Regions from separate parts of the Homo sapiens genome. Here all the other regions are linked to region 3. A link is an interaction called in ENCODE POLR2A ChIA-PET data of the cell type or tissue named here. Cell type or tissue: OCI-LY7. All regions are shown on one strand. Links, peaks and the distances in the headings refer to the core of each region. The heading gives the core; the rest is flanking DNA.

What was found. Peaks named below come from ENCODE experiments on the same cell type or tissue, not always from the same donor. Only the 100,000 strongest peaks of a DNase experiment are listed, where the experiment ranks them.
Region 1: POLR2A ChIA-PET joins it to region 3 with 13 read pairs; 14 of 35 experiments call an interaction of 5 or more read pairs at or near these places.
Region 2: POLR2A ChIA-PET joins it to region 3 with 11 read pairs; 4 of 35 experiments call an interaction of 5 or more read pairs at or near these places.

Annotation. Positions count from the first base shown.
Region 1 is chr11:128,286,606-128,293,016 of GRCh38, reverse strand. It overlaps LOC124902786 (a long non-coding RNA gene), which reads right to left and starts at 2,728. Exons shown (of 2, transcript XR_007062945.1): 1 at 2,693-2,728. RefSeq lists an enhancer at 2,354-2,773. In OCI-LY7, for the core only: CTCF peaks have their summits at 2,606 and 2,815; DNase peaks (open chromatin) are centred at 1,006, 2,306 and 2,776; H3K4me3 peaks cover 1,862 bases; H3K27ac peaks cover 1,490 bases.
Region 2 is chr11:128,726,958-128,733,368 of GRCh38, reverse strand. All of the region lies in intron 1 of FLI1 (Fli-1 proto-oncogene, ETS transcription factor), which reads right to left. Among named protein-coding and RNA genes, the nearest start is that of SENCR, 34 kb to the right of the region's middle. RefSeq lists an enhancer at 6,400-6,411. In OCI-LY7, for the core only: no CTCF peak of the experiment used is centred there; DNase peaks (open chromatin) are centred at 2,208, 4,018 and 4,438; H3K4me3 peaks cover 3,865 bases; H3K27ac peaks cover 5,000 bases.
Region 3 is chr11:128,627,282-128,633,692 of GRCh38, reverse strand. No RefSeq gene overlaps it. Among named protein-coding and RNA genes, the nearest start is that of ETS1, 43 kb to the right of the region's middle. RefSeq lists an enhancer at 5,210-5,419. In OCI-LY7, for the core only: CTCF peaks have their summits at 1,360, 2,936, 3,138 (motif pointing right), 5,386 and 1 weaker place; DNase peaks (open chromatin) are centred at 1,412, 2,652, 3,142, 5,472 and 4 weaker places; H3K4me3 peaks cover 1,480 bases; H3K27ac peaks cover 3,429 bases.

The DNA of each region.
Region 1 (6,411 bases), core at 890-5,889, 340 kb after region 3:
GGCTGTCATGGTTGCCTGACCACTTGTTATTAGTAGCTGGGCATACCCAGGCTTCACCAGCAAAATGAGGGCTCTTCATACATAATCAGTTTGCCATCACCCATTTCCTGCACTAAATTATCAGAATTCAAAATGAATAAGAATTTTCTGTGTCTTCTAGTTACTATGTGGAGACTTGAAGCACAGAATGATAGATTTTATGTCCTTGATTGGCAAAACATGCAGATGAGGAGGTGGCTGACAGCTAAATGTGATTTTTTTCATGATTTCTTCTTCAAAATACACCCCCTCTGTATTATATATAAACTCACACCCACCTTAACATTTAATTCCCACCCTGCTCATGAGAGTTCCTAGATGTGTTTCCCACCTATGTGTACTTGACCTTTATAAAATATTGCCCCGAATCATACCTTGCACTGTTCCATTTTATTGTTCATTAGTGTATGCACATGCCTTATTTTCCTTAAACAAATATGTAGCCCTCGAGGGCTGAGGCTTTAGGAATGTTCTCATCCTACACTGGCATGATTCTCAGTAGGTTCGGACATTTGTGCCTCTTTTCAGCACATGGACAAGCGCGGTGGCCCCATGTCTATGTGCTGGGAAGAGTATCATGATGACCTGGAATTCAGTGTTAGTTCAGAGCTATTATCAGGGATTTTCTGAAAGACAGCCAAAGAAAAGAGGCTGAAATTACTTGCAAGTAATTTAGATATTATTTGCCTAATTTTTGCATGAAACCTACATGACCATGGTGTCATATTTAATCATTTTCTGTTCTCTCTCTGCCTATCTCTCCTTCTCTCTTTTTTCTTTCCCCCGTCTTCCATTTTTGCAAAAGTAGAGACACAAGTTACCGGAAGACTCAATTGTCAGAGTTCAAAGTCTTTGCTAAACATTTGACATTTGACAGCGTGTCCCCCCGCCTTCCTCCGCACTCTCATCTCGCTTGCATGGGCACAAGCCTCAGAGAGATAACCATATCAGGCAGAATAAATGAAGCCTGTTTCCTTCTAAATTTGCTTCCTCCTACACAGTATGGCTATGCACTCTGAGGTTGGCATGCACTTTACCCCAGAGCTCTCTCTGTTGACTTTTAGGTGGGGTAGTAGGCTAGACATAGTTAAAGAAAAAACAAAAAACGAACAACAATAAAACCCCATGTACATTCACCAGACAGAAATCATGGACATTTTGAACCAGAAAAGCCATCACAGAAAGTCTTGTCTAACATTCTTATTTTATAGACAAAGAAACTGAGGCCTGGAGAAGTGCAATGAATTGTCTGAAATCAGAGTTTGCTGTGAATAGAGCAAGCATGAGAACTCAGAATTCTCTTAATACCAAGTTTGCTATTTTTCTCTGCCTTAACACAAAGGCTCAGAAACTACATGTTTCAGCAGTAACACTGCAATTCCAGATAGGGGACTTCTCCAATATCCAGGGAGGCTGGATCAGCAGTAACACTGCAGTTCCAGATAGGGGACTTCTCCAATATCCAGGGAGGCTGGATCAGCAGTAACACTGCAATTCCAGATAGGAGACTTCTCCAGTATCCAGGGAGGCTGGATTCTCCCACACATTTATCAGGAAACACATAAAAGCCTTATCCTCTAGCAACTTGCCTTGGGGGAGGTCTGGAAGAGCTGCTTCCGACCTGACTTGGGGTCTGAGTGAGAGGAAAGCAGCGGGGTATGGCATATTTTGCGCATCAGCTTCTCCCGTTCCCTGAGTGGCATTATCCAGGATTTGCAGGGGGCAGCCCAGCCCTTCTTCTCTTAGAAGCCCCAGCTTGCCGAGGGCCAGTCGGGACTAACTTCTTGCTCATCAGAAGGCAGCACCATGACAGAGAGGAAAGGAAGCTGGAGCTGCTGGAGGCAGGGCTGGGCTCCCGAGCAGGAAGGGCATGCAGTTCCCTGCTTCATGCAGTGTGGGGCTATCCAAAATTATTGTCTAAAATACCCTTTAGAGGAATAGAAATGCCACTGCTGACGTTCTTTACTTTAGGTCTTTAGGGGATTTTAGAATGGAATCTAAAGAAAAATGGAAATGACTCCCCCAGTGGTAATGGTCTCCATGTGATTAGAAGCATGGATAAGGATGAAACTTGGAAAGGGAAAATGATGAGAACCCCCCAAAATCTTCACCTCCTCCATCCTCTTCTTTCTGGCATGTGCTTGTGGATGGACAGACAGATAGCACCCCTCCAACCCACACAAACCTGTGGTGCTGTCTGGAAGACCAGAAGGGGTTGCCTGGGCCTCCTTCATCGGCCACCATCTGGCTTAAGCAAATCTCTCACTCGGAGCCAACACCCTGCCCCTCCCTGTGCCACTTGCGTAGGTGCCCAACAGCTTCAAGATAGGAGCCTCCTTCCTCCCCTGTTGCTCCTCACTTCTGGGGCTCAGCAAGGATGTTCATAGCTCCTAGCCGACCTTCTGCTTCTCCAGGGATGGGTGTGTCTGGCCTGCCACGGTTCCCGTGGACACCGGCAGCCCCCCTTGCAAACTCTGTTCCTGCTCTTCGAGTGCATTCTTGGCCCACACAACCAGCCTCTAAGGTGCCCCCGCTGCAGGAGAGCCTCCCATTCACTGGCTCGCCACTCCGCCTGTGTGCTTCCCAGCCGACCAGGGCGAGTTTTCAGAAAACTATTTTTAGAAAGAGTAACCTCAGAATAAACACCACTCACCAGATGCTGGTGTTTTTCTGGGGCAACCAAGCTGAGGATCATTTGTTTAAAGAGAAAGGTGAAACAGACAACGTTGCTCTTTTGGCCTGGGATGGTTTGCAGACTGCTGGGTTTTACTCCCTCTAGCGGCATGATTTTAGAAGACATGACACTGCCTTGACCCAGACTAATAACCATATTCTATAATGGCCGGGATATTTGAGATAACTCAATTTTACTTGACATTTAGGCTTCTAGTTTGATGCCAAGTAAGGACAGATTTAATCCTAAGTTTACAGGTACAAACATGTGTTAAGACTAATAGGACAAACTCTCTGCATCATTGTCTTATCCCTGCAAGGGTTGATGAATAAAATTCTATTTTGAAAAAGAGATGTTATAGTAAAACTGCTGGATATCTTTGATTATATAAAACTTATTCCCTACAGAAGACCTACATGTAATTTTGTACTATGTATCACTTTCCTAAATAAGTGGATGGGATAAGGAAGAACAAATTAGAAGAGGGACTTGTGAGTCTAATGTTGGCAAGAAAACAGAACAAAACAACATAAAGCCTTCTGATTGTAAGACTTGAGAGACCAGAAACACCTAAGAGGCATCAAAGTGTGTCTCTCTTTGAAAGTTGTAATCATATTTCTAATCATTATATTTCTTAGTGAATTTGGTACAATCACAAAATGACAACAGAACAAAATGCAATGACTTTTTGTAGACCTTCCTTCTCAATTCCAGGATTCTACAATCCAGCCCCATTTCTCTGATTGGAAGAAAACTGTAAATGAAAAGATTGTCACTGGCCTGAAGACGTTAGTCCTCTGATTAGCAGAGCTTATCAGTGTGGAAAATAGTCAATGGACAATGATCTAGTCATATCATAAATGACTGGATTTCTCCTACAACCTGGGTGTTACTGAGCTGCAGACTAAAACCAAAACGACTGTGGGTGACCAGAGGGAAAACGCTTGAAGTCATCAATCAGTTAAATCATGCTCATATCTCAGCTCATTTTGAGTCAGGCTTTGCACATGACAGAACTGCATTCATTCAACAGAAAGCATTCCATTCACAAAGAGTTCAGCTAAACCGACACTTGATTCATTATGAGTTCTTTTGCGGAAGGAGCGGTTGGTTTTCCAGAGTAACAGCCTCGTCTCTGACAGCCCTTTTCTCTGTATTCACGTTCACCATTTTTGTATGTTTCTGCCCACAGCTTATCCAACTTTCAGCAACCACTGATGGGGAGACTAGAATGCTGGTTTCCCTGTGGCACATGAGTAGTACATGATACTTTTTGTCCTCTAAAGTGGATTGTCACCAAGAACATGTCGGTGCTAATTTCCCCGAAGCATTGGTCTGTTTTCCTTTGCTGCAGTAGAAAGGAAGACCTATATACTATGTTACCCTGAGGGCAAAATTATTCCTGGTTTAAAACCACTGACTTAAGGAGAGGTACTGGGAATGAGAGAGATTTTATTCTTTCTTTTTTTCTGTTTATATTTTCAACAATTATAGCACACCTAAACTGTGGCGTAGGCCTTGGGGATCAATAGCGAACAATGATAAATTCCTATCGTCAAGTAACTTGTATTCTGGTATATGTGTACAACAGGGACGGATGGTACACAGCAACAAATACATGAGTATTCCTGATAGTGATAATGTTATGAAGACACTAACACAAGGTAGTGAGCAAGGGAGTAACTATGTCAGCATGAACAAAGTGCAGGGACCATGGAGAGCTCTCAGTGCCAGCTCTTGCATTTAGCTGAATCTCGGATCATAGCAGGCAAGAGATAGCCACTGGTGGTGGTGGCCCCGGTGCTGGTGGCAGTGGATGTTGTGAAAGACAGTAATATGACCAAAGTTATGGTTTTATAAGTTTCTTTTGATAGTGATCTGTTTGCAGGATATTGGAAAAGAGCAAAGCCATGGAAACCAAGAAATTGGTTAAGAGGTTGTGTAATTATCAAGAAAAATGGCAATAAAAGCCTGAGCTGGGTGATGGCAGTGGGAATGGAAAGAAAGGATTAATGAGAGAAACTGCGAATAGAAATTTACAGCAGAGTTCACCTGAGTTTTAGATTTAACTGATTATTTTAAAAAATAACCCTGTGTAATTTTGTCCCATGAGGACATTAAAACAAATGAACACTACCATCAATTCTGCTTTATGAAAATGAGACGGTGTTAACACATGAAAAGGCAGACAAGACATAATCTCGCTACAAAGGGCAGTCCTCTAGGTTAATAAGTTTTTAGTTTTGTGCTTAACCCACTGGACTGTCTTATTTTTGTCATTGCATTACAGACCAGTAACCATTATATACAAGTCTGATATTATTCTAAGATTGGCATTTTACAGCCTGTATGTTCCAGGCTTACCTGAAAACATGATGGATCAGGAGGCTGAAAGAAAAAAAAAAGTGATGTAAATGATGACTCCCAAGTTTTGTACTTACTTGAACAAGAATTTGAGAGAATCATTAACAATGACAAAAAAATAGGAAAAATGAGAGGTAGCTTTGAAATAAGGACTGTAAGTCTGGAGTGAAGCCTGATAAATTTAAGATATCTGAGGAACATTCCTAATAAAATAATGAAGAGTTGTAAGCATAGTATTGAGATTAAGGATGAGAGTCCGAGTGACACATATAGATTTTGGAATTGTTCTAATGAAAGTAATTGAAGCCATCAGGGTGAGCACAATATCAAGGGGAGAAAAAGGAAGGAAAGTGGACTCAAACCAGAACATTAGAGAAAATTATCAGGCAAGACTTAGCCAGAACTCCAAGGTTAGAGGAACCCAAAATAGTCAAGGGCTTTTGTAAAACAAAACAGCCAGGTGTCAATGAATGAATTGATAGTAAGACAATTGAGGCCAGAACCATAAATATCCTCTTTCTGGATAACCGTGAGAGGAAGGTCTGAAGATAGTTCATTTGTTAGTAACAAGAGCTGACAAAGCGTAACGAAGAAGGTCCTTAGATAACATGTGCTTATTATGGATCAAATCAGCACCATGCTATGAATTTCTTGAGCTACTCTTGGATGCTGGGGAGTGGGAAAAGAGAAAACAGGAGGCAGAAGCTAGCACTAGAAGTAAGAAGAACAGCCAAGCACATGAGGATTCCAGCGTTTGAAAGAGAGAAGCACTGACAAGGCCACCTCAGGACCAGAAGTGGGCAGGAAAATGGGAAATCAGGGATTCACTGAGGGACAACAGATCACAATGAAGGGTGAGAAATTGCTGTGGCCTTATTGTGATCAGAAGGCAGGAGGCCTGATATTAAGGTGAATTCCAAAAGCATGAATGCATGTGAGTTTTGCTTACCAACTCTGCGCCTCACTATTATGATCCTAATAGTCAATATGACATGCGAGCTCCTTGTCCTCATGGAGCTGTGATCTATAGCAATGGCAGGAGGCAGAAAGAAACAGACAATATGAAAAAAATAAGTAAAGAAAATATCAGGTGGTGATGATGATATAAACAGAGTGATGTGACTGAAGGTGGCTGGGGTTACCATACACTAATTGGGAAAGGAAGGTCTCAAAGAACAGCTAAGTCAACACCTGAATGACTAGATAGAGGCAACCATGTGATAAGAGATCACAAGAAATGCTCTAGCATTGGGGGATAAAAGGAAAAGAGGCATCAAGGATAACTTCTAAACTTTTGGCTCAAACAACTGCAGGTCCTGTTTACAGAGATGAGA
Region 2 (6,411 bases), core at 932-5,931, 99 kb before region 3:
CCTGGACTTGCTGCCTCAAAATCACTTGAAGTGTTGTTAAAAATGAAGATTCCCGGGACCATTCCAGATCCAGTGAATTAGAATCTCTGGAGCTGGAGCCGAGGAATCAGCATTCTTTACACTCCCCAAGGGAATTTTGTGCAGATGTAAGTTTCAGAGCCACTGAGTTAGGTACTCAGTGAAAAAAAAAAACCTCTTGCAATCAAATTTGATTGGAAAACGCTGCAGACTGCATTGTGCGGCCCTTTCCCTTGGAGCTTCAGGATCTCCATTAGTATATTCAAGGCTCTGATAAGTCCTGATGCAAAGAGACTTGTTTAAGTTCCTTTGAATTTCCCACACTCAGTTGAACACAGAATCCTGTTTTGAGAAAGCAGCTTTGAGCATCCCTTGGACACATTTGAGAAGCAATGAGATGCTTTAGTAAGAGCCACTATTGCAAGTCGCTGAAGGACTCTACTTCTCTAGATCTGATTTTTCCTCTCTTTCTCTGCCACAAACCTCCCAAACAATTGTAAAAGGAAGTGTGCTTCTCTGGGCAAAACAAGGGCATGTCAAGCCCAAGAGATCATTTACTTTTTTCTTTCTTTTTTGGTAACTAGTTGGTTTTTTAGAATCATAACTTGCTTTGGTTATGTGTTGGAAGCAACGAAGCATATTCCTCTCATCTTAATCATTTTTGTGTAAATGTCATGTAAAAAAGTGGGGCTTTCCTTGACTTCTCCAATCCCAGGCTTGTATCTATCCGGCCTTAACGTCTTTCTCAGAGCACTCTAGTTTTTCTTCATAATACCTACCACATGTATAATTAGATATTCACCTATGCAAAAGTGTGATTTGTGTCGCTCTCCCATTGGACTACACTCAATGGAGGCAGGGTCTTCCTCTGTTTTGTTCACCTGTGTCCCCAAGGACTTAGCACAATGCCTGGCAGAGTATGCACTCCAAAACTATTTGTCACATGAAAGACTTTCAAAGTTTTTATTTAGCAGCCCATATAGAACATGAGAGTCAAAATGACATAGACTCACGTTGGTTCTGTCTGCCCATCAGAATTTCCTGAAAAGCTTTTTTAAGATGCACGGTTCTACCTTAGATGTCCTAGATGAGAAGGGGGGAAGATAGCTGGAGAATAATCTGGTACTGATTGGCTGAATGGATGGAGAAAGAAGGGAACCAGTGAATTTTTTTCTGGCCTCTTCTGCTATAGGATTTTAGACAAGGCTCAGCATGCTTTGGTGCCTTAATTTATTTCACTGTTTAGTAAAGCTGGAGTCACATTTACCACTCATCTCTTCTCCAAAATTGCATGACATGTCTAGTTAAGCAATTTTTGTTTCTTTTCTTTTCTTTTCTTTTTTTTTTTGAGATGGAGTCTCGCTCTGTCCACCAGCCTGGAGCACAGTGGCACGATCTCGGCTCACTGCAACCTCCGCCTCCCGGTTCGAAGTGATTCTCCTGCCTCAGCCTCCGAAGTGGCTGGAATTACAGGCGTGTGCCACCACACTAAGCTAATTTTTGTATTTTTATTAGAGACAAGGTTTTGCCATGTTGGCCAGGCTGATCTCGAACTCCTGACCTCAAGTGATTTGCCCGCCTCCGCCTCCCAAAGTGCTGGATTACAGGCCTGAGCCGCTGCGCCCCATCTACTTAAGCATTTTGAAATCTTAAAATAGGAGACGGTTCTGAGGTCAAATCACGATGACCGTTTCTAGCATGATGGCTTTTCAGCACATGGCTATGAACTTTGGGTTTTGCCAAATGATTTTTCATGCAAGTTCACTCAGGAAGGGTTTTTTTGTTTGTTTTTTGTTTTATTTTTGTTTTTTGTTTTGTTTTTGTTTTTTGTTTGTTTTTTCTGACACGGCCCCTTTAACAGAAAAAAAAAAGGGCTGCTCAATTTGTTAACCACCCTTTCATACTTGACCTCTTGTTTTGTGGTGCAAAAGTTACACGAGCAGACCGTTAGACAAGCACACTGGCTCGCTGGTGTGTTTTGCACCATCTATCTGCAGCCAGGCAACCTGTGCTCAGAGAAGATGAGAGCAAACTCACCAACCCCCCCACATTTAGGTCCTAAGGGCTCCCTGCCCCTGAGCAGTGCTGGGGTTAGTCCAGCCCAGGTCATAAGCAGCACAGGAAGCAGAGGGCATGGCTAATGTACATGTCACCGTGTGGCTTATGGTCACAGCCTCACCCTACCTTCAAACCTGTGCAAGCTGCAAGAGCAACAGGAAACGGCCAAGCGTCTATATATAGCCACATTGAACTTATCCAAAGGTGCTGTTTTGCACAGATTATTATGAACTTCTTTCACGGGGAGAGGACATGATGGCATGTGCCTTTTCCTCAGGACCTCTCGAAGCACTTGTAAAATTAACTACTCCACCTGAGAAGGAAGAAGGATGTTACACCTTTTGGTTTCTTCATTTTCAAGGCAAACAGACTGGTGCCTTTTCTTTTGCAAAAGATTTCCGGACACATTCAGCAAAGGCTAAGAAAGGATGGGAAACGGCAATGGAAGCATGCAGGATTTCTGTGAGCCTCTAAATACAGCCCATTGGGAAAACCATTCATTCCATAGATTGAGTTTCCCTTGAAAATCATTAATTAGTCTTTGCTTCTCCCTAATACATTTCCCTGGCAAATAAATAAATACACCCCTTCGTGGTGTATCCATCACGCAGCCCTTGGTGTAGCTCTCCCAAGATCCCAAGAGGCAGAGACAAAAGGAGTGGGTGTCAGGGCTTGAAGGGCCCAGCACCACAGACCACCTTTGTTCTCAAAGGGAAGCCTTCAAAAAGAAATGAAAACATGTGTCTGTTCCAGAGCCCTTCTTTACTGCTTTGGAAGTGACTTTCTGGGACTGCCAGTGTATTTATCAGCATTCTAGAATAGAATGCATGTTCTTGATACTGAGCCTGACTTTAGTAGCACCGATTTGCTCCTTACCCAGCTCTTCTCCCTATTGAGTAAGCACAGAAATGAATAGGATGAGCAGCGCAGCTACTGAGAGGCTGACCCACAAAGGTGAGCGTAAACGTGTGGCCTACACCCGCAGTCTGGGTGACCTCAGCCAATTAGGAAACCTCTTTGAGATTCCAGTTTTCATCTGTAAAATAGGGTTGTGAGGATGGAATGAGAGGATATAAGTAAAGTTTTTAACACAGTACACACTTAACAAATGCACAATACAAGGTAGGCATAGTCAAGGTGGTGATAATATACAAATCAGAGTGGGACTTGAGAACAGAAAGAATCCAGATTTCAAGATTTTCGACTTTTCTGTTTCCTGAAACTTCCCTTGCTAACTCAGTTGGCTAGCTCTGGCAACATGAATGAACTTTGTGTTCTGATATTAGAAATGTTTCAAGGTCAAATGCCAGATCAACATAGTTTCCTCAGAGCACTCCCTAACACAGGGCCACTTAATCAACATGGTGCCTAAAAGGTGCAGTTCTTCTGTTCTGAAAAGGCATTAAAGTTATAGAATTGCATTTTGAAAAAATAAGCATCTCTTTAGCAAAAATCATTCTGGAGAACAAGGTCAAAATGCTTCCCATCTCCACAGTCCCACCAGCCAGTACCTGGGACATGCTCTTCCAGCCTGGTTCTCAAGAACCGGGCTCTTGGAATGGGGAAGGAGAGGTGAATGATCTGGTTGCCATCCTTTTAAAAAGGGGTGACAGGTATGTGCATTGATTTAGTGTACATGACGACTGGTAAAAGGACACCAAAGGGAGCAAAAGGGGACCTCAGTTGTCCTGAGTCCTGAGTTCATTCTGGAGCCTGCTTGGTGCACTCGTGTTTCCCCCGGGCAGTGCCATATGCCTCACATACCTCCACTCTGATCCTTTTCTTTTCCCACCTCTTTAAATGCAAAGCATCGCCAACCATTGTTCAGTCTCATCACTGAAAGCTGAACACACAGTGGCAGAGGCCAAAGCCTGTGGCTGTGTGTGCCTGAGATTAAGACTTTTATCTGATCTTTGACAACTTGCAGAGGAAATCCTGTTCCAAAACTCACAGCCCTGAGAGAAGGGTTGCCAGCAGTTCTTCCCTCCCACCTGTGAGATAAATCAGGGCACTTGAAATGCGAACATGGTTGATAAATATAATAAGCTTGCCTCCTCTCGCTCCATTAATCTCTCCCCCTACCTTTTTTCTTTGAACCATGGAGCACAACAAAGTCTCTTGGCAGAGCCGGGCTGGGAGTCCTTTGTGTTGCCCTCGTACACATCCGATTACAAAGCAGAGGTGCCTAGCAGAAGAATCCCTGCAGCTGAAACTCAAATGACCGTCCTGTCTTTAGGATTCACGCAGGAGCTCAGCCAGCTCTTTCTAAACCGAGGCAGACACGGGTAGCTGTGTCATATCTGTGTAGACCCAAAGTGGTTCTCAACTCCTTGAGTCAAAGAACATCAGGCAGAAGGGTGTGTCTCTGGCGGTTGGAGTAGAGGTTGCAAAAAGTTGTAGGTTCCTCTCATTTCCTTCACCCCACCCTTGGCTAGGGGACTAATTGAATGTGGTTAGTTCTAGATGGTTCATCATATCCCTGGACTTGATGTAGCCAAGGCAGGTTTACCTGATACTCAGGTACAGCTGGGATGCCCACCAGGGCAAATGGGGAGTGCAAATGAGAATTTCTGTGCCTGAAGGGAAGAATCCCAATACAGAACGCACTGGAACGTTTGCCTTGACTCTGCTCCTTGTTTGGCTTCCCTTACTGCAAAACAGGAGTGGCTCTGGTCACAAGGACACTCAGGGCATACTGGGTGCCCAAGGGGAATGGACAAGAGAAGGCATAGAACCTGCCTCAGGGAGATTTTACTCACAGGGGCCACTGCAGTTATGGAAGAAATGTTGTTCAAAAAGTGTCCAAGCGTCAACACGCAGGAGCACCACCAGCAGCAGGCCAGAGAGGGCGGTCCAGCTCCAGAGGTGACACAGCTAAGAGGTGCGGCCTCTGCCGCAGCACCCTCATTGCGCAGCAAAGGGACACACAGGTGATTACTAAGCTCTTTTTGGCTCTGGCGTCCCATGGTTCTGTGACAGCCTCTGCCAGATAGTTCATTAAGGATGAGGCCAGACCCTCCCTGCTGCCTCCCAAAGGGAATCCGGAAGTGCACTGCCTAGGCCAAGGCATGCCCATGTCCTGGCCGCTCCACCTGCGTGGTGAGCTGGGTGGAGACAGCGTTAGCCCCCGGCCTGCTGCACTATCAGACTCCATGGCATTTGGGGCTGCACCCTGTGATTCCTCTTAAAGCGGAGCTACTCTGCTGAAGGCCCAAGGGAGAGGGCCACGTTTTGTGTTTTGTTTTGTTTCAGCTTGTGAGGAAAATGAACTTGCTAGTCAGTATGGAACTGGCCTGAGGGGAAGTGGGTCAGGGAGGGAAGCTTTACTTCTGGCCGGTGTGGGACAGAGAAGAGAGCAGGAATGCCTGCTCTTCTCCCCGCTTTAACTCCTTACCTCTCCACTTAGACAAAGCTAGGTCAGACATAGAGGACAGGTGCCTCTTTTGCTCTGAGATGGGCTGTGGTTGTGGGACAGGGTGGCTGGATGCAGTGGTGTGCTGGAACTGGCTCATGAGGTTCCTGAGAGCCAGTTGCACGCATCTCTTCTCAACTGCATGCCCAGTGGGAGCTTGAAGCTGGGCATCATGAAATAAGTGCAAATTACACAAACCTGGAGAGCCAGTTGTTAAGTGTTTATGAACACATGTGGCTGAATGCACCTCCTTCTCAATCAGATGGGACTTAAATCTATGTACCAAGGTCTTGGGCTGCAGCAAGTCAGCCTTTGAAGCTGATACATCAGCCCTTTCCGCAACCACTACTCTAGACCTGGCCCTTGGGCTCTGTCCAGGTCCTGGCTGCCTGCATCTCACGGAAAGGTTGAAACAGGGCCTGACTTGCTGAGATCAGCATCTAGACCACCCAACTCCTTACACTCTTCCTCTTGAGGACTTAAAGTGGCTTGCTATCGCTGGTTTTCTAATCCATAAGCTATAAAGTATATACATAATACTAGCCATTATTGATTTAGGAGCTACTGTTTGCCAGGTATGGAACTAAGGACTTTGCGTAAGTTATCTCGTTTCATTCTCACCATAGCCTTATGAAATAATTTCCTCATTTTATAGTTCAGGAAGGTGAGGCTTGGGAGGTTACCCAGCTTATAAGTGGCAGAGCTAAGATCTCAACTCAGATCTGATTCTGAAGTGTGCTCCTTCCAAAATCTACATTCTTTCAACTACGGACATGCCTATTACTAATACAGAAGAGGATTCTCCCTCTTTGAAAATATATCCAAATATTAACGCCAGGCAGGACCTTCAAGAGTGGCACAGCTCCCAGGGCCACCATGCAATCAGTATTGCCCTTCCCAAAGACACAGCACCCTCCCCTGCA
Region 3 (6,411 bases), core at 715-5,714:
ACATCAGTGATGTTCCAGGCTTCAGGTTATCCCCGGGGATCTGGAGGTAGAGGTTTTCAGGACAATGGTGCTGCTTTCTCGACAAGCAGAGCAACCCTCTGTTTGGTTCTTTTTGCCAAATAGACTTTCACTCCTCTCCCGTGGACCCAGGCTGCCCAGAGCATAGGAGGCAAGGCCCAGAGCCCGGGGAAGCCCCCAGGGCTTATTGCAGGGCCAGAGACTTGCCAGAGCCTGCTGTGGCCAGGCCCCACTTGAGCTGGGACTTGGGCTTCTGATTCCATTGGGTCTCATACAGACCTTTGTTTTATGGATATTTAAAAATCACAGAAATGCTAAAGGTCAGGCCTGGGACCCTTGTGACTTCTTTACTGGCCCAGTGGTCACCTCTTCCATCACAAAGGTCACTGAGTGTGGCTGGGCTGATGTGATTTACCTACCTTAAAAACCTTATGTACTATGAAGGAGAATTTAGTAATGCCTTTTTTCCTAACCTTCTTGTTTTTTTGATTTTTTTTAATCTTCTCCACCCCTGTTTTGTTACAAAACACCTCTGAGTCGGATTCTAGTCTCCCCGGAAGTCCTGGGTGGTAGAGGCTTTTCTTTGTGGTGATTATGGGCTCTCAATTAGAAATTAAGAGAGGCCTCCATAGCCAGCCCCTTTGGTCATAAAGCCATCATCTTGTCCTCTGGAAAGAGGTGATAAATGACACTCAAACAGAAGACTAGCTCTGCGGGAGACCCCGGCCCTGTGACTCTTTCTGTGTCATCTCAACCTCAGGCCAGGTGTGCACATCCCGCAGGAGCTCCAGTCACCCTTGTGAATGATCCTCATTCTCTGAAAACCAAAGAGCCTGCACATGGCTAATAGGACAAGCTGCAACTCCCCCAGAGGACTCACAAGGCCCTTTCTAGCCTGGCTCCCCACTTCCCACCTCATGCCTCTCCTGGTCCCTGGGAGTCCCCACCCCAGGCCTCTGTGCTCTGTACCCTCTTGTCTGCATTGCTCCAGAGCAGCTCAAATAACTCCCCTCTGGGAGAGTCCTCGGTGTGACCCTCTGCCCCACATTATAGGCATGTGCTCTCGGCGCTGTTCTGCAGCTGGCTCTGGGTAGCTGATGGAAAAGGGTCACCACCTGCTCATCCGTGTGCCCAGCAGCTCCCAGCACCATGCCTGATGCCAGATGGGAGCCTGGGAAGAGCTTGCTGAATAATGAAGGGGCCCTAGGTGTGCATGTGAAGGTCTGAGCAGTGCCTGGACTTGTCAGAGGCTAGAGGGGTCTGCCCAGGCCCAGGGTGGGTTTGGGTGTCTGCCTCTTTCCCGGCATCTTTTGGGAGATGCAGCGGTTGGCTGCATTGCACCACCAGTATTTGGGCAGAAGGGGTCTCTGTAGGTGCAGAACACAAGTTCTCAAGGCTGCTACAGTTGAAGGAAGCTACTTTGTAGTTGAATAGATTCAGACTTCTTGAAAACCCAGCTCATGCTCATTAACTGCTATCCTGGGAGGCACTCAGGACCTTTAGTTTCTTGAAAGCAATGCCCCCCTGCATTTGGCCTCCCATTGGAAGATATGTTTCAAGATCCCTCTCCACACAGAAGACAGTTTCTTGCCCCTCTCCTCGCATCCCAAAACTCACCTGTCCTTTTCTTTAAAATATTGTATGCAAAGGAGTTTCTCCTTGTATTTGTTTCTCCTTGCATTTGTAACAGATGTAATTGGGAAGTGATTCCTGAACTAACTTTTTCTCCTATTGTTACAGGTTAATGTCAACAATCAGAATACTAATATAGTAAGAGTTAATTAATTTTTTGGATTCATACATAATTTTTAAGTAATATGCCAACTGTCCAAATACTATGTACTGGTTTTCTTGCCTATTAATTTGATGCTTCCTTTTCATATAATTTTTCCCCATAATGAGATATCACCTTACAATAGTGAGGATGGCTGTTATCAAAAGAACAAAAGATAAAAAGTGTTGGTGAGGATGTGGAGAAATTCGAACTCTGGCGCAGATGGTGGGAATGTAAAATGGTATAGCCGCTATGGAAAACAGTAGGGAGGTTCCTCAAAAAGAGGAAAACAGAACTAATATAGGATCCAGCCATTCCACTTTTAGGTATTTATCCAAAAGAATTGAAATCATGATCTTGGAGAAATATTAACATGCTCATGTTCATTGTAGCACTGTCAAGATGAGCTAAGATGTGGAAACAACCTAAATGTTCATCAATGGGCGAATAAAGAAAATGGGTAGATACAGACAGTGGAATATTACTCGGCCTTAAAAAAAAATGAAAATCGTGCCATATGTGACAACATGGATGGACCTGAAGGACAGTATGCAAAGGGAAATAAGCCAGTCACACGAGCATTAACTGATTTTCCTACATGCAGTAAGCATCCTCTTAGTCATCTCTTCTTACTGATTCCCTGCCTCTATGGTAGCTTTTATTAAGGTGGTCGACCAAGAATGGGAATAATTATGGCTATTATTTGTTGGGCATTTATTCTGTGCCAGTCCAGGGCTATGTGGTTGACATTTCTCTTTCTAGTCCTCACGGTGGTCCCACCTGGTAAGTATGGGCATCAGTGTGACATGTGGCGGTGAGTCCAGGCTCCGGACTGCACCACATGCGTTCAGCCCTGTTTTTTTCAGTTAGCAGCTGTGAAGGCTTCTGACTCACTCCAGGCCCTAGTTTTCTTATTTGTACAAAGTGGGTACTAATAGCACACAAACTAGAGGGTTTTAGCAAGAACTAAATGAGCTAACACATGCTAAACACTTAGGACAAAGCCTGCACATAGTAAGCAATTAAAAAAATCACTTTGTATTCTACATTATACAGAAAGAGAAAGTGAGTTAGAGAGATTAAGTAACTTGTCTGTGCTGGAATTCAATCCAAGGCCTTTGACCTGTTTTATGCCAAAGCTCAATCTCTTCTCAACTATGTGGGAACATGCAGAAATAGCTTGTTGTTGTCAGAACTGGGTTTTGAATGCAGCTATTGGGTTTTGCCACACGCTAACCTGCCTTTGGGCCTAGATGGTGGTTTGTCTTGGCTGGTCGGATACGGAGGGCTGGAGGTTCCTCATTTTATCCTCTTTTACTGTACCCCTCTACGTTGGCCTTCAGGGGGCGCCATTGAGCTGTATTCGCTAGGTTCCAGGAGGAAGGACCTCAGTACAATTTGAAATTACACATGATGAAAAGAAAAACTCAAAGGCCGAAATCCAAACTGCTAAGACTTTTGTCTTTATGAAAAAACAGTTCCTGAAAAACAAAATTCCTCCCCTGGAAGAATGAGAGGACTTTTCAGAAGTCAAGGTTATTGCAATGTTTTTTTTTTTTTTTTTTTCTGTGCTCAACATATCTGTACTTAAAAAAAAAAAACAACAAACAAAAACTATAAAGTTACTTCAAAATAGAACAAAACAAAAAAGCACCAAAGACACTGAAATACAAAAACTTTGGAGACCGGAGATAATTTTCAGAACCTGCAACCTTAACCTTGTCAGGGAAGGTGTTCTAAAACCTGTCTCTCCATCCACAGAATAAAACAAATGTTTAACTCTGGTTAATGCTAACAAGGATCTAACACATCAGAGAGCATGGAAGCCCTGGAAAATAATTGCGACCAATTTTCCTTTGCTGATTTGCCAAATCTGAGGTTCCAGACGGCATGACTTCCCTGGAAGCATTCAACAGGAAAGCCCACCTGTCTCCATGGCCAGCCTTAGCCCACCTGGGGCCTTGCCACACCTACTATCTGACCTCTGGCCTAATCCCAATGCCAGCCTGTGAAGCCAGCTTCTATGTGGAACCAGTGCTCTTGGAGAATTGTCAAAGCCCTATGATGACCCTTTGTCCACAAATGGTGTACAGTCTGATCATTCTTTGTCTCTCTCTCTCCTCTCAGGCATACATTAAGTGTGGGAGAGAGCTATCCTGCTCAAAAGAGAGTGCTCCCCATTCTGACACATCTGGAAATCATCTGGCAAATGTCTTCTGACCGTCTCTGAGTGAAAAAGCCTTCGAGTGCATCAGCCCATTTCAGCTCCACAACTTTCTCTTGTGATCATCCCTGTTTTACAGGATATGGAGGGGTAAGGTGACTTCAGTGTCACCTAGCTCCTGGAGTCGCTATGTCGAGGTTCTGGCTCTTTTGATTTAAGTCCAGGAGTCTATAAATGACCAGATCTTCCACTTTTGCTGAGCAGAACCTGAGGCTGAAGCTAAAATTCACACAGCTTCATCCTTCATTGGCTGTCTCTCCTCACCTTTGCAGGGCTTCCTGGGGCTGTCCTGATAAGAGAACCTTTGCTATGATCCCCTCAAATCCCTCCCTTTGGCAAAATGATTAGGGCCTATCTGATGGAATGTGAGGTACACTCAGAAGTCCCCTCCAATCTCCCGCAGGGTCCCCGATTTTGATCTTAGCCTTCCTGGCTTCATGCTCACCACTACCTGCTGCAGCCCTGGCCAGAATCCTTCCATTCTGTAGAATGCAAACACCTTCAGAAGGGGATGGCTACTTTCATCCCTAAGGTCTTACTGTGATCTGGTTTAGAACTCTTTTCTTTGCGGAAGGGGGAAAACTAGGAGTAGGAAGCAAAAGGAGAAGGGTCAGGAAGTGCTAAGGGGAAGGGATGGGGTGCTGCCTTTCCATGTGGCTGACGGCCGAACTTGGTTCTGGGTGCATGGGTTCTGAAAGCACCCTCGATGACACAAAGTGTGTTTAAATACAGGGTGTCCTGATGTGGGATGCAAAACAACACCCACCCTCTCCCCCGGCCTACCCTCATAAGCCGAATATTAATTTTACACTCCACAAACACTTTGATGGCATCAATGCGGTATAACAGTACATTCTGTTTTCTGCCATGCAGTGTGGGTGATCACTCAGTGCTCTTCGGTAGTGATGAAAGAATCAGACTCCACTGCAGAAAACACCTCATTCTATTCTCAGAAGGTCAGTCATGAGAAATGGAGCTTTCTTTAAAACAGGCTTACAGAAAACAAAAACACGAACTTTTTAGCTTATTAACGAAAAAGCTCTCCATCTGCTTTTTTTTTTGTTGTTGTTAATAAACAGATATAGTTAATAGTTTACGGATTTTAGCTGTGGTTTTTCCTTTTTCGTTTGTTTGTGAAATGTTTTTGCTTTTCAGTTTTAAGAAGAAATTTCACACCTCCCTCTGAATTTCTCATGACTTTGACTGCTGAGCTAAACTTGCCATTCTTGTACCCCGTGCTGTGCTGATAAGAGAATCTTTGCTCTGTAACCCTCAAACACAAATATCTCCCAAATGTGGAGACATTTCAGGATCTCTCCACAAATACAATCTTTAAGACTTACACTTTGGCAAATCTTCAAGCCCCAAACACCTTGCCACTCCATCAGTGGCCCTAATTCAGAGTGTATACCTCTCTGAAGGCCACCGGGGTGTGATCACGTGGGAGACATCTGAGCAATCTCCAGGGTCACTGGGCAACCCCAGACACACACAACCTGCCCAGAGGGGCCTGGTGTATTTCTTTCTCAGGCGGCAGCTGGATTCTAACTTACTGCAAACAGGTCACATTCAGTGACTTGACGCACAGATGGGACATGGCAATGTCAAGCAGCACTCTTTCTTCATCGCTGTCCCTATTTCTTCCCTCAGTGTTTCAGCCAGGGTGGTCCTGATAAGAACTCTGTGGGCAACCAAGTTCAGCTCCTGAGCTCATTTAGGGTAGATGTGGAAGGAGCTAGGTGAGGAAGGAGGAGAGCAGGCTCTGGAAGGGCGTGGCAGCCTCCCTGTCATTCTTTCTCTCTCCTCCCCTTTTCCTCCCTACTGTCCTTACATGAACGGTTTTCCTGGGTTTATCCTCTTCTCCTATAGGTGATAAAATCTCCCCCACCTCTCACAACACCTCCAATAAGGACAAAGGAGGGCTGGCATGCTCCTTCTGGTGGTCATTTGTTGCAGGACACCAGTATAGACTGTCACCCAAGTAGCAAGAAGAGAGGGGTCTCTTTTGATTTCTGGGGCGAGCCTGGCACTGATCTGGCTGGCTTACATGACTCAGCCAGGCTCAAGCTCCCCCGTGTCCCATGGCGGGAGGGTGTTTGCAGCTGTGAGTAGGTCCAGTCACAGTGACCCCAGCAGCGCCAGGTCAGGGTGGGCGGTGGGGCAGCGGGCGGGGGCGGGGGGCCTGGCAAGCCCCAGTTTCTGCTGTTGCATCTGCTGGATTCAAGCCTTGGCAACCAACTCCACCCGCTTAACAACAATTCATGGCATCTCATTACTCTTTCCTTTTCACTTTAGTTAGTAACTGGGTTCAGCCCAGGAAACTCTGGCTTCCAATCCTTGAGTGTTTTGACTTGGGGACCGTAAACTGTCTGATTTCTTGGACAAACATAATCTT